2 separate regions of the Homo sapiens genome follow, and region 2 is linked to region 1. A link is a contact called in ENCODE Hi-C or POLR2A ChIA-PET data. All regions are on one chromosome and are shown on one strand. The core of a region is the stretch at or near the end of the contact, and the rest is flanking DNA. Distances in the headings are between cores, read along the strand shown. Region 1 overlaps COG3 (component of oligomeric golgi complex 3). Region 2 overlaps LCP1 (lymphocyte cytosolic protein 1).

What was found. A loop is a pair of places that touch in the nucleus more often than their neighbours do. ChIA-PET counts read pairs that join two places held with the same protein, here RNA polymerase II (POLR2A). Pooled maps may share reads with other maps.
Region 2: a map of psoas muscle shows a loop between it and region 1 (4-fold over the local background). The contact joins two enhancer-like sites. A Hi-C loop is called at or near these places in 1 of 168 maps with a recorded cell type or tissue (psoas muscle), 2 of 37 single-sample maps with no recorded cell type and 7 of 50 pooled maps. POLR2A ChIA-PET finds 5 or more read pairs at or near these places in 1 of 52 experiments (A549).

The regions. Positions count from the first base shown.
Region 1 is chr13:45,508,975-45,516,703 of GRCh38, reverse strand. It overlaps COG3 (component of oligomeric golgi complex 3), which reads right to left. Exons shown (of 23, transcript NM_031431.4): 15 at 6,888-7,012; 16 at 4,850-4,939; 17 at 441-561. Among named protein-coding and RNA genes, the nearest start is that of COG3, 48 kb to the right of the region's middle. Within about 2 kb of position 4,928, at least 4 of the 41 ENCODE cell types and tissues checked have a DNase peak (open chromatin) inside an H3K27ac peak, as active enhancers do.
Region 2 is chr13:46,147,056-46,154,784 of GRCh38, reverse strand. It overlaps LCP1 (lymphocyte cytosolic protein 1), which reads left to right. Exons shown (of 16, transcript NM_002298.5): 7 at 1,840-2,005; 8 at 3,707-3,849; 9 at 6,338-6,433; 10 at 7,682-7,729. Among named protein-coding and RNA genes, the nearest start is that of LCP1, 31 kb to the left of the region's middle. RefSeq lists an enhancer at 3,590-4,789. Within about 2 kb of position 5,169, at least 2 of the 41 ENCODE cell types and tissues checked have a DNase peak (open chromatin) inside an H3K27ac peak, as active enhancers do.

The DNA of each region.
Region 1 (7,729 bases), core at 3,679-6,178:
ACAGGAAGAAAACCCAGTGCTTTCAAATTCTTAGATAAGTACTCTTCTCATTTTACCCAGCTGGCTTCCTGAATTTTCATAAACTGACAAACTCAACTCAGTGCTTAAAATCATCCCAACTAGCTGACATTACTTACTTAGGAAGCAGTTATTATACAGATTTTTCACTTTTTAACTGGTTGTAGGAATATGTGGCAGAGTCTAAATGAGTCTAATATTACAAACTGAAATGTCCAGATACAGTTCCCTTCATAAAGAAAATACAGCAAGTTAGAAGTCATTAGCATGGTGACAGCTCAGCTTAGTACGAACAAATAACATATTTAGCAAGCAAAGCATGCAAAAAATTGCAGATGAACATAAAATAAACCTAAAACCTGTGCTGACACATCTGGACAGATCAAACACACCCAAGTGTGCCAGCCAGGACAGCAAAGTACCTCTAGTTTTCTTGAGGTCCAGGGAAATTTCCTTAATGGTGAATTCAGTGTGAAATGGAGCAATTTGTTCACGAAGTATCAAAAGGTGCTTAATTAAGAAAAGTTGTCCATCAATCTGAGTCTAAATTATAAGACAGAAAAATGGATATGATCACATATTAAATCAAAATAAAAGCATATACAGCATACATTATTAATCAACATTAATCTACCTAGGTTTACAGCCTATGGTGTCAATTCTCTTTAGTTGTGCAATGAACTCTCCCCATGCTAGAATTAAGTTAAAAAATCTTGCTTCAAACTCTTATTTGCACTGTCACTTGCTCTACTTTAAAAATCCAAGAAAGTCAGACACAAGGCTGTAAAGCAACACATTTACAAAGAGAAGTCCAATCTACTTTCACCTGGTGCAGAGGTAGAAGAGATGATGCAGCCTAACTGTGGCCCAGAGCAGAGGAGGTAAAGAAAGGCTCAAATAACAAGCAGGATCCTGACCTGGCCTGGCATTCTAGTTTCTCCTCAGGAACATGGCTTTCACTATTTGGTCAAAGTGGTTTCAATATCTAGAACATCAGACATACTTATATTTATACAAATGTAAAATGATTTGAGGTTGCCATTTTGGATCCTCCTGCCACCAACAGAGCTCTGACTACCCACATCCCTGAAGGTCCAGCATGTCCTTCTGCCCTCTCAGGACCCATCCACAAGAGTCTTGTGATTCAAACTCCGTTCTCAAACCTCTGACCCAATCCTCAAATACTGAATAATCATAGCTCTCATTTCAGAAAAGAGTTTGTATATTAATAAGAGCAAGGCTGTATTTGCTCCTTCTTGCTGTTACTCAAGGCAGAATCTTATTTTGAAAATATTGCTAATGAAACTTTTATATTACCTTAGGAAAAGATAAAGTTATCTTTCAGTAAGCAATATAAATTTTAAAGGAGTTATTAAATGAAGATTCCTTCCCAGTCTCGCTTACTCTCTCCACTGATTTTAATAAACATAATCAGTGACTTATGTCATGGAAACTCACTCTGCATACGGGAACACAGAGCACCAGGTAAGTGGGAAATGCTACACATTTTAAATACTTGCTCTATTTTTAAAAGACCTAACAACTCTGATGCCAAAAATTGTATCATATAGATTTTATTACTTCACTAAAGCTATTGTAATCCAGCAAATAGTATCATGTTAATTTGTTGACAGGTGCTCAGTTTAAGTATGTAAGAACAATTTCTTGCCTTAAAAAACTGTTTAAGACATTAATCCATTTTCACTGATCACTTTTTAAGATAAAAGTACACAAGCTTGGCCAGGCGCGGTGGCTCACGCCTGTGATCCCAGCACTTTGGGAGGCCGAGACAGTCGGATCACGAGGTAAGGAGACAGAGAAACCATCCTGGCTAACATGGTGAAACCCCGTCTCTACTAAAAATACAAAAATTAGCCGGGCATGGTGGTGGGCGCCTGTAGTCCCAGCTATTAGGGAGGCTGAGGCAGGAGAATGGCGTGAACCTGGGAGGCGGAGCTTGCAGTGAGCCAAGATCACGCCACTGCACTCCAGCCTGGGCGACAGAGGGAGACTCCATCTCAAACAAACAAAAAAAAAAGTACACAAGCTCAACCATGAAAATAATAAGCTAGTGTCTATCAAATTGAGAGCTTCTCCATACATATTTAAACCTCTTATAATATGTAGGAAACAGAATTAGATAAAAGAGGATGGCCTACAGATAAGGAGGGCAAAAGACCGAACTATCAAAACGCTTTTCATGCCTCCCTTAAGAGAAAGGACATGGCCAGGTGCAGTGGCTCACTCCTGTAATCCCAACATTTTGGGAGGCCAAGGCGGGTGGATCACTTGAGGTCAGGCATTCAAGACCAGCCTGGCCAACACGGTGAAACCCTGTCTCTACTACAAATGCAAAAATTAGCTGGGCGTGGTGGCACACACCTGTAATCCCAGCTACTTGGGTGGCTAAGGCACAAGAATGGCTTCAACCCAGGAGGTGGAGGTTGCAGTGAGCTGAGATAGCGCCACTGCACTCCAGCGTGGGTGACAGAGTGAGACTCTGTCTCAAAAAAAAAAAAAAAAAAAAAGAGAGAGGACAGTGGTACAAGAGGACATAAGCCTATGAACTTTTTTTAAAATTAGGTCATATTTTTCCCTCCTGAGATCTGAGAAACACAGGATCACTGTAGAAAATAAAGAGATGTATAGGGAATGAGAGAAAAAATCATCCATAGTCACCTAAAAGCTTTCACTGTTACATATTTTCTTCAATGCATTTTATTACATAGTCATACCATATTATCTGATTTGCATCTTAAATACCTGTTGTCTTAATATGTTTAAGTTAAATTTTATTGTTTCATTTTTAAAAATTTAATGACTGTGTAATATTGTTATATAAAACATGCCACAATTTATGTAACCATTTCCTTAACATTAGACATGTGTTTTCTAATTTCACCTATTATCAAAAATGTGCGGGCACAGACTTGGAAATACTTGTTAAAACTTAAATCTGCCTGTCTATAACTTTATTTCTAGTCCCCATGTGAAAATTTCATTTCACCTCTCCATTTCATGAATGAGAAAAATATAGTGGTCACAAAGATAAAGCTTTCCTAGCAACAAGATCCCAAATTATTCTGTGGAGAGATACATATATATAAAATGTATATATCACTTTTATATATATAATTTATATGTATATATTATATATATAATTTATATGTATATATTATATATATAATTTATATGTATATATTATATATATAATTTATATGTATATATTATATATATAATTTATATGTATATATTATATATATAATTTATATGTATATATTATATGTATAATTTATATGTATATATTATATGTATAATTTATATGTATATATTATATATAATTTATATGTATATATTATATGTATAATTTATATGTATATATTATATGTATAATTTATATGTATATATTATATATAATTTATATGTATATATTATATGTATAATTTATATGTATATATTATATATATATAATTTATATGTATATATTATATATATATATATAAAAGCCTTAAAAGTCACGTTTATAAATCCATATATCAAAAAAAGTTCACAGGATCTGAACACTCCAAGTGGGAAGAAAATTTTGGCTAGAAACAGCTCCCACAGCTCCTTCCCTATAGGTGACAGGTATTTTAAGAGGAGAGTTAAGCAAAGCAACACTTTTGAACATGCTCTACTTCCTGGGAAAAAAAAAAAATCTCAGGGTCTGTGGGAGAAGCACATGCCAGCAGCCTTCAGCCCCAGATCCCTTCTGGATTAAAAACTGTAAACCGCTAAGTGCGGTGGCTAACACCTGTAATCCCAGCACTTTGGAAGGCTGAGTCAAGAGGATCATTTGAGCCCAGGAATTTGAGACCAGCCTGTGCAACATGGTGAGATCCTGTCTCTACAAAAAATAAAAAATTTAGCCAGGTACCTGTAGTCCTGTTGCTCAGGAAGCTGAAGCAGGAGAATTGCTTCACCTCAGGAGGTTGAGGCTGCAGTGAACAGAGATCATACCACTGCACTCCAGCTTAGGTGACAGAGTAAGACCCTCTCTCAGAAAAAAAAAAAGGCCAGGCACAGTGGCTCACACCTGTAATTCCAGCACTCTGGGAGGCCAAGGTGGGCAAATCACTTGAGCCCAGGAGTTTGAGACCAGCCTGAGCAACATGACAAAATCCTGTCTCCACAAAAAATACAAAACTTGGCAGGGGCATGAAGGTACATGCCTGTAGTCCCAGATTCTTGGGAGGCTGAGGTAGGAGGATGGATTGAGCTCAGGAGATAGAGGCTGCAGTGAGCTATGATCACACCACTGCACTTCAGCCAGGGAGACAAAGCAAGACCCTGTCTCAAAACAAACAAACAAAATTGTAAGCCATACAGTCATGGTGACTCCTTCTAGTCACACAACCCAGAGCCACAATTACCTGTCCTCAAAATTGACTGACTCATTTCCTCCATGTAAGAACATTCAACTATTTAAAACATTATCGTAGAGAGAGATGATTATAAATTGTGATGTTTCCTTGAAAATGCTTTCTTGGTATTCCAGGGAAATAGTATCATTTCCCCAGTGGCTAGGACTACAACAAGAAACCTTTACTCTATAGAATGTGTAACCTAAGTACCACTTTTGGTACTTTAGCAAAGTTGGACTCTCTTATATAGTACAGTCTTTATTTAGCACTATAATGAAATAACAGTTTCTCTCAAAGAGCCTCAAAATTCAATCATGTTAAACAAATCCTACTGCCAAAACAGCTTTAAACTTCTGTGCCTATAAGTAAATGCTATATTCCACAATATTTTACCAGGAAACAGGATTTCACCTAACACTTCATCAAACCTTGTTTTTGCTGATAGACTCTGACGCTCCAAGTAAGGACTGAATGCAGGCAGACAATGCTTCCTGTGATAATCCTTGGAACACTGCCCTCTGGTGGAATAAAAGAGAATAATCAGCCTGTGGCATTTGACAAAACAAAAAAAAAGGAATATCCTAGGCTGTAAGTGCAAATAACAATGCCTGCTTGCCCTCATGGTTGGATTAATTTACTACTTGTATTATTCTTCCTGGTTTCCTATTCCCATGCAACCTTTCTAAACCAACACATAGATATGTAATATGCAGTCATCCCTGGAAACATTCATGTGACCATTCAATAAATATTGATTAGCATACTAGGCACTGTGCTAGATGCTAGAAATATAGGCAGGCATGGTTCTGACCTCACGGAGCCTTCGCTCCAACAAGATCTCATGTGGGGCTCTTTTTTAAATCTCTAAAACCAACTTTAAAACAAACCCTCAGTAAATCCACTTCTAAAAATACAACAGAATTGTATTTTAGGAAATCATGTACATGGCTCTTCATTACAGTATTATTTAGAACAGCCATAAACTGGAAATAACATAAATGTTCAAAGACAGGGGACTGACAAATAAAATAGGACTAAATCTAAATTATAGAATACTGTTTATGAAATCAAAGAATGCTGAAGGAGGCGGTGAAATTCATAATGGAGTTTAAAAAAAAAAAAAACAGGTTACCAAATGGTATAGGCAGTATGATTCTTAATTTAATTCTGCCATTACTATCTTCCCAGAGGTGTGGCATGGTGGTTGGACCAGGACTCCTGTCAGTCCCCTTGCTTCACTCCCAGCCTCCATTCTACATAAATATGAGCCTATTCATTATTAGGCCACTGTCCTGGGCCCTGGTCTCCAACTTGATGTTATTCTCTTTTTACATTGCTTCTCCCTGTTCTGTGGTTTCCCACAAGGCTATTACTATAGGAAGGAGAGATTAGAGCTGCCACCTGCTGGGTCACTAACCCTGCCTAAGAAAGCTTAAGATGAGCAGCTTAGACCAAGACCCTCGCCTTCCCTTGCTCAGCCTTAACGTATTTTACACTGGATTGTCTTTCCCCACCTTTGATCGGTAAGACTAAAAGTGTTAAGATTTGAATATAAGCTAGGTGAAAAAAGAATAAGCCAGCCTAAGGCATAAGACAAAACTGGCATAGTGACCTCCTCAGGCCTACCTACTATTAAGCTAAAATCCCTGTTAAGCACCCTAAGAGGTTTTATTTCCTAGAGTCTGTGATGACAATGGGTTCTATGTGGAATATGCCTCCTGCGTATTTTCCTTGGGATCCTGACTCCACTGCAGGAAGTTGCTGAATCTCAGCCTAATATCATTATTCAATAAACCTAATGGACACCCTGGGGAGGAAGAGATGCCAAATATCCAAACCTCTCTCTGGAAGAGATCTCATCAGCTGGGCAAAAAGGCTGAGACATCTAAGTCTGTAGAGGTGATCTGGGCCTGTCCTTAAGAGTCCCAGAACTGGGCAAAAGGCACTTTTGGTAGCATTTCAAAATCTATAAGCACAAAGCCCAGCAATTATGCATTTTAAATTAAATATAGAGTAGTGTACATTCTACTGACCCAATGAAACAACTGTGCAGTCCTACAATATAAAATATCTCTGCGGTGTAAGGGTAAATGCATACTCCTTTTGAACCATATCCTTAAGAAATAGTGGCATCTAGACAATTCATTACATGACTGCTGTATTTAATCATTGCTCTAAATGCAGTCAGGGTCTTCTCTTCAGGAATGCACACATAAAACAGTCATGCAAAATTTGCCCACAATTTTGAGGTGTCCATAGACTCCCCAAAGCCCATTACTGAATTATAAGTTTCTATAGAAAGTTCAGGTTAGAAATTCCTAAATTAGCTTGACCTCAAGTTACTTCCATATCTAAAAATCATGATTTTAAGAATATCCAACAAAATACTTTATCAAGATCTTAAAATGTAAATTTAAAAATATTTCAAGTGAAAGAACGAGCAATTCACAGTAAAGATACACGTACATCTATGCATCTGTATAATTTGGAGAGACAGACAAGAGTTCTTCGAACCGTAGGATACCACATTCCATGAAGATCTGCTGGAGAAATTGTGGTCTGTGGTCTAGGATTGAGGGATTCTGTTGAACCTAAAACCCAAGTGGAAAAGAAGACACATTTCACACATGTGGATATTTGTCTTACAATAATTTACATGGCAACTATAAACTGCTTATTCTCATTAGCTATAAGTAGCTAGAGGGCACCAATTTTTTCCCACCTCAGTTTTCATCAAGAATACCCTAAGAAATCTAAATCAGTGACAGGTGAGATTTAACACAGTAACTGAGAATACACATGAATATGGACATACATACATTCCAGCTTCATATATATATGCTCAACCCAAGTTGCTTTTCCCAAATTGTGATCAATAATCTTTATGGAACATAGGAAAAGCATAATCACATTATAGAATGCAGCCATTAAAAAGGAGGCAGATCGTCTGGGCACAGTGGCTCACGCCTGTAACCCCAGCACTTTGGGATGCCGAGGCAGGCGGATCATGAGGTCAGGAGTTCAAGACCATCCTGACCAATGTGGTGAAACCTCGTCTCTACTAAAAATACAAAAATTAGTCAGGCGTGGTGGCGTGTGCCTGTAGTCCCAGCTACTCGAGAGGCTGAGGCAGGAAAATCGCTTGAACCTGGGAGCCGGAGGTTACAGTGAGCCAAGATCTCGCCACTGCACTCCAGCCTGGGCAACAAAGTGAGACTCCGTCTCAAAAAAAAAAAAAAAGGAAGCAGATCTCTATGTAGTCATGAGGAAGGAAGCAGGTGGGAGCCTGTGGAGGTGGGGGAGTAACA
Region 2 (7,729 bases), core at 3,920-6,419, 640 kb before region 1:
CATAATACAGGATTTGTTTGGCATCAATGAGCATCATAACTGCTGAGTCCGCCTTTTTCAGGGGCTCAGACATCATTCGCAAAACCCAGGCTTTGGGCTGGTGACTTGTCATACTTCAGGGATAAAGGGATACATTTCTGAGCAGCAAAGAAGGGAGACTGGTGGAGTGGTAGCAGCTGGGGCTTTGTATGTTTGTTTTGGCCACTTAGGAATAAAATTCACTTTGGCTAAAGTTTTAACTCAAGCTTTCCTTAGCAATTTATCTTTGATTTGATGCCAAATAAACAGCATTTTAGATGAAAACATAAGCCTTTCTAAGAAGCGAGGGGGTGAAAAACGGGAAGTACTCTGGCAGCCTTCATAGTAATTTTGGCCACAGCCACGAGTATAATAAATATAACTTGCTTTTATTCCATCAATTTGTTGATTAACTGGAATAGTAACCAGCAGTAAGTGTATTTCTGTGTTGTGTTCCAATATTTTAACATTATCATAATTCTTTTGCTAAGAAACCATATCTAACTTCTTAAATCATGAACGATACATTATCTCCTGTGTGGATTTAAGCAACCTTGTGTACTTTAAAAATGGAAATGGTAACCAAATTGAGAACAATGATTAAACACATATGAATGCACTTAATGTTAAATTTACTCATAATCTTGACCATATATAGAAACAGTATTTTTCACTCATCATTTAAGCACTAGAACAAGGACCCACTTTTCTTCTGATAGTTCTTTTCCTAATTCACTGGCGGCCTTTGCTTTGTTTTTAATTTGCCAATTAAAACAATTTCTATACATCTCTGACATTGATATCTCTTCCTTTTTAAACTCAAGAATAGTACATACAGAGTCTGGACTGAAAACTCCCTTGACTCTATCTCGACTATATGTGAGTTACATTACCTGCATTGTTGTTACTCATAAGAACATAGAATCTATGAGTATGTGTGTGTATACTCAGGTTCCCTAGTTATTACAGATACTCAACAAATCAACCTAGCAAAAACCATTCCATCTTTTCCAGGAATTTTAATCGTATCTATTTTTCATTTTCGTTTTCTTTTTTTTTTTTTTTGAGATGGAGTTTCACTCTTGTCGCCCAGGCTGGAGTGTGATGGCATGATCTCAGCTCACCGCAACCTCTGCCTCCTGGGTTCAAGAGATTCTCCTGCCTCAGCCTCCCGAGTGGCTGGGATTACAGGCACCTGCCACCATGCCCAGCTAATTTTTGTATTTTTAGTAGAGATGGGGTTTCACCATGTTGGTCAGGCTGGTCTCAAACTCCTGACCTTAGGTGATCCACCCGCCTTGACCTCTCAAAGTGCCGGGATTATGGGCATGAGCCACCGTGCCAGCCTTTTCATTTTCTTAACACCCAATCTTCAAGTCAAAAAGCTCTTCTGCTACTCTCTTTTATGATCTTGATTTACATCAACAATTGTCTTATTCATGATGGCCAGTGACAGGACAATGACTTTCTCAAAGGTGTCCCTTTATTTTTGGCCAATAGAGATGTTTTGTGTGTCAGCTTCATCACAGAGCAAGATGGAAAAATATAGGCCTCATCAGTCTCATGCCAACCAGAATGGGCCTTCAACTTATGGTGCTGGTTTGATTGAATGGACCACTGCATGAGTGGTCGGTGTCTGGGTTACTGGATTTTCTCTTCTGGTTATGAGTCACTGTTTTTTTCTCAATGTTAAAATGAGTGAAGACCATGACTCTAAACCTGTGACCTTCGCAGAAGGAAAACATTGTTACTGTTGCCATCGGTATTATTTGGCATCTACAAAGTCATAGAACAAAAACTTGCATACATTTTCTCCCTCAGGAAAATCTGAACTTGGCTCTGAACTCTGCCTCAGCCATCGGGTGCCATGTGGTCAACATAGGGGCTGAGGACCTGAAGGAGGGGAAGCCTTATCTGGTCCTGGGACTTCTGTGGCAAGTCATCAAGATTGGGTTGTTTGCTGACATTGAACTCAGCAGAAATGAAGGTAAGAGCAAGTCCCAAAGGTCATTTATGACACAGCTTTCTAATAACTTACGCGTTGGGGACTGTAGGAGGAAGATGTCAGAAATTCTCAAGTTTTGAAAACTACACAGTTATATTGATTCCATGGTATTCATGTCACAGATTCTATACACACAGACCAGACGTTTTTTAATGATAGAGCAAAAGCTTTTTAAGACCATAGACTAACAATAATGTTTGTTTGGAGCATAGGGCTCAGTCTTGAATGTTTGGCACTCTAACCTCAAGAGGTTTTTTCAGAGCTCACTTTGCCTTTAGATATTTGTAACAAATAAGAGGACTTTTAACTTGCACTTTGCGAAGTAAGCAACTCACATTCATATACTATAGTGAAGGTACCAGATTAGGAGGAACTTGGTCTATTTCTTATCAAAACTATAGAGGAAGGTATAGGTCAAAGGGTTCAAGGTTGCAATTATATGGGATGAATAAGTGGAGATCTAAACAGCACGAGGGCTATAGTTAATAATATTGTGCTGTATACTGGTAATTTGCCAAGAAAGTAGATTTCAGGCACTCTTCCTACAAAAAAGAAAGAAAGAAAGAGATAGAGAGAGAAATGAAGAAAGAAAGAAAGAAAAAGAAAGGTAACGATATGAGATGTGAGTATGTTAATTTGCTTGACCAACAGTAACCACCTTACTGTGTATGTGTCTACCAAGATAAGTATACCAAAACATCACGTTACACACCTTAAATCTATGCAGGCTAGAATAAACATTTTTAAAGACCGTAGAAAATTCCATTTAGGGTTTCAGAGTTCTCAACTAAATATGTAGCTGTCAATCTTATTGCGTCTTCTCTCACCATCTTATCTGTATGTAAACAGTGACAGCCCCCTGGCTTAGACAGAGGTAGCCCACCTTGATAAGTATCATGCAAAACACGATGTTATCTTTTAGTTATCAGGTACAAATCCTACCAATATGAAATCTGTAGTCAAGTTCTAATCTTTAGTTATACATACTTTTTTATTTATATGTCCAAATCACAATAACCAATGAAAAATCCTGAAATATTATTTAAAAACCAATGTATTAAACATAATATAAAGAAGGCGGGGGAGAGGAAATAGGGATCTTAGAACCTGTGAGAAAGAATATTGATCTTCAAATAATGACCTCAGCTAAATTTAAACCTTCTAGCTGAGCAAAAAAATACTTACTCATCTGGGAAAACGTAGAGGAGAGTTGATTACATTGTTGAGTTGCTATAATTAGGCAGGTAAGCACTTGAAATATAAAACACCTATGGGAATAGACAAGAGAACATTGTTATTATTACAAAATTGATCTCTTAAAAGCAAAAATGTTGTCATATTGTGAAATGTGGTTTGACAGACCCAGCAAAACATCCGAGCCAGTAGCCTTGGTTATTTTTATGGCTCTGCCCAAATGTTCTTAAACATAGCGTTGAGATTCACTGTGCTTTGTTTTCTCCATCTGGAAAATGGAGATAATAAATAAGCTCACAATGGCTTACGCCTCTTTTTAGGGAATAATAATAAAATATTTAATCCATGGGAAAGGCTACAAGAACCTTTACCCCAAAGAGGTAACGTTGTTATCTTTAGCTTTTTAGCAGAGCTTAATGAAAGTTATAACCAACCCCCCTCCCCCAACATCGCTGCATTTATTTTTCTGTGGTTTTTGTGCTTCTTCAGCTCTGATTGCTCTTTTGAGAGAAGGTGAGAGCCTGGAGGATTTGATGAAACTCTCCCCTGAAGAGCTCTTGCTGAGGTGGGCTAATTACCACCTGGAAAATGCAGGCTGCAACAAAATTGGCAACTTCAGTACTGACATCAAGGTAGGAGGAGCGTTGTTTGAACATGACTCTCTGCAGGAGTGAAGGGGAATTTGGGCAATAATAAAGAAAAGATAAAGATTTGGGGCTTCCTCTCTTCAGAAGTTCCAGGGTAGTCTGGTGCTGTTTTGGAGGTGCTCACTGTCCTTGAGAGCCCATCTGCTGCTCTAGTCCTGGGCCATACACAGACCTGCCCAGAGTCCTAGTGCAGTGTCTCGATTGGAGTTTCCATATCAGGAAGTAGAGGGACAAAGGTGAGCTAGAGGAAGAGCAAGAGAACAGTCTGCTGTCCAAGTAAAGGGAATATATGTAGGTCTGTAATGTCTCTGGTTTCATAAATGGGAGCAGCAGATGGGAATTCCCTGTAAAAAATTAAATGAAGATGACTCTTCTAGTTATACTAATAACAGCAAACATGGTGTCTGCAACATGCCAGGCACTGTTCTAACTGATTTATATGTGTATTCTCTTATTGAATCCTTACAACAACCCCATGAGGTAAGGGTTATTATCCTCTCATTTTACAGATAAAGAGACAAAGAGGTCCATAGGGGAAAGGCTGAGGCAGGAATACACTGTGGTTTTCAAGTATATGAAAAGTTCCCTGTCAAGGTGAAAGAAAACAGCTATTGGCAATGATGACAGATGGATGAAGATAGAAAGTGGTTAAGGAGCAGAAAGGAATGGAAAGCGGTCCCTAGAAGGAAAGAGTAGGAGATGCTGGGATGCAACACCAGGAAAATACTTCAGTCTCCACTTTCTCAAACATTAAATAACTTTTCCCCAAAGAGAAAGAGTCAGAGGAAAGTTCACATGACTCAACAGGAGTACACCTAGGCTTGTAATTCTTTGAGTAACAGTTTCCCACTGCTATATGACGTGCATTCAGTGGCATTTAGAACTCAGCGTGTGTCAGGCACTGTGCCAGTCAGAGTCAAGCTTCTAGATGGAAAGCCCCCATTTTTTAGGATCTAAGCTAAATCCATCTTTCTAACTATGCATCTTTCATGGGCTATTAACATTCTTCTAGCACCACCAACCGACCTGGGTTTTAACAGGAGCTGGCTGTCATGCTCTCCCTTTGTGCTCAACAGTTAAGCTCTGCAATTGCAAAACTTTTCAGACAAAATTAGGCTGTCAGATCTCAGCTGTAAATTTACCTAATTTCCTGTCATTAAATGGCTGTGTTCTCTAGAACCACCATTTTGTGCTTTGGGAAGTGTCTGTATGAGATAGGAGCTGGCCAGATGAGCACTTACTTATACAGTGTTGTGCCTGTTCTCTGGCAGCCGCTGCATGGCAACTGACTCCGTGCTGTCATGTGTATGTCTGAGTAGCCAGCCAGCAACCTTGGGAGATGTCTTTAAATCGTGTAAATTGGCAAAGGCGAGGAGAACACCCAGGCTAGAGTGAGTGAGAAGGTTCATGAGAGTCAGGTGAAATGAGGTTACTCTTAGCCAAACTAAAAAGATGTAACCCAGGGCAGGCAGATGGTATTGGTGCCTGACACCTGCATGTGACTTTCACTGACTTCAAAATAGCTACAGTGAAAAGTCAGAGAAGGGAGGGTAGATAGAAGGGAGATGAAGATCATTTTCCCCAGGTGCAACATCAATGATTCACACTCTCTGGTTCTCCTCTTTCTAATGCCAAAAGTGGTGAGCATACCTCTCCTCTGCCCAGGCCTTACCTACCCTAACCAGTTGTAGAAACAAAATAATAGCTGATTTTTCGATCTTTATGAGAAATTGAGATGCTATTAAATGATTTAAATAAACTACCTGAAAATCTGTATGCTTTCATTGACTAAGAATAAATTTATATTTTAAGACTATAATTCTGAGAATTCTTTTTGTCAATAAGCATATTTTCAGAATCTAAGAAAACTTGAGAATTCAATACCTGTATCTAATCTGCTATAACTAAATTGAACCATTTTTCTAGCTTCTAGATAAATATGAAATGCACTTTTCTTAATATTTCTCCTTTTACGTAAAGATTGCTTGTTAATGCTTCAATCTTCTGTCTTTGACATCTTTTTCTCTTGCTGATTGTCCATTTAAATGTATTTTAAACTCGCTTTAAACTTGTGCTTCCTTTTTCTGTCACTTTTTTTTAATTAAACCTTAGCTGACTGACTTCTACAGCAATATAAAGGTATATATATATTTTCCTGTATACAATTTAATTCATGTAAATAAGTTGTTTTTCTCCCCTAAAGACAACAGAATAATATCCACTTCTTTAGGGTGCCTTTTGTGTATATCTTGTCTATTTTATTGTTACGCTCCTTTTAAAAAGAAAAGCAAATGTGATATGTAAAGAGACAAATAGAACATTCAAATTAGTGAATGTTTCTAGCTTTGTTAAGTTACATTCTGGAATGATAGCTGAATATGAAATAAAATGTTTGCTTTTGGGAAATCATTGTTATGCTAAGTATGTAATTAGCTGTGCTATTTTGAAATTGGAATTTCTTAATTTCTCACAGGACTCAAAAGCTTATTACCACCTGCTTGAGCAGGTGGCTCCAAAAGGAGATGAAGAAGGTGTTCCTGCTGTTGTTATTGACATGTCAGGACTGCGGGTAAGGCCAGGTCCCAGTTGTGTTTGGAGAATATGATGCTATTTTCATGTTGGCAGTTCCATTACCTTGTGTGGCCCTGATTCTGGAGTTCCATGACTGGGCATTTCTGCCTAAAGCCCTGTTAAAACGGTAAAACTGTGAGCAGTTTGGGATAATAATTGATGAAAACTGAATCTGGAAATACAACATTAAAGAAAGAAACCAATAGTAATTAAACACCATCCAGCATGCTAGGCAATTCTATATATGTTCATCATTTAGTAGACTCTATAACCCCACATGGGTCTGAATGTTATAATAAAACTTCTGTTTTGCCGCCACTTTAATACTGATCTTGAGAAGTCTCTTTGCCCGTTTCTGTGCCTCATTTAATATCACTGGAGTTAAATCCAATGAGTTCATGTTGAAGTCAACTGATTCCTAATGAGAAGTAGAGTAAAAGTAAATGACAAGTAAAGCTCATGAAATGCATAATGTGTAGCGTTATCTAGTAAAGGGTCATATTAAGAAATCATCCTAATTTAAAGTTTTGTTTTCTGAAAATTGGTGGTTTCATGTACTTTAAGGACAGTGGGCCATATTTCAGCAAAATTTTAGGGTTAAGAGTCACTTACAAATGGCTAGAGATTCTCTAGAATTATTTGAGCACATTGAGTGGTTCAAAATCTGAAGTCTGCAAAAATAAAATTGATATTATATATTTATCAATAATAATACATAGGTTAACTGATAAAATTTATTTTATTTGGGTTGCAAGTATACCAACTCAATGTGGAGACAGTGGTTATGCTAATCATATGTTCTTACTGGCAAGTGTAAATATCTTTTGTGAACTGGTTATGGGAATATAAATTAATAAATAAAATTTTTGATAGACAATCTCATGTCATCTGTGCACACAAATAATAAAAAGGAATCTTAATGGTTGGAAATAATTAAGATAAACTCAAATGATCAGTTTTCAGAATCTACTGCATCTCTTTTGAAACAGAGCAACCAACCACTCATCTGAAATAGTTTGATAAAGGAGATGAGAGATCCTTGTTACTTAACCTCTGAGATTCCTTTTACTTGTGACTTTCTGATTTTGGTGCAGGTGCATATAGGCAATAATGTGCTGTTATTAAGTGTCTGCCTGAGATAAACACTAATGATTTCAGTGAGATTCCCATTTCTTTTCACATTATGCAATCTGCTTTGTGCATGGAGAGCCTTGACCCAGCCCTGAGACATCCTTTTGCATTGCAGGAGAAGGATGACATCCAGAGGGCAGAATGCATGCTGCAGCAGGCGGAG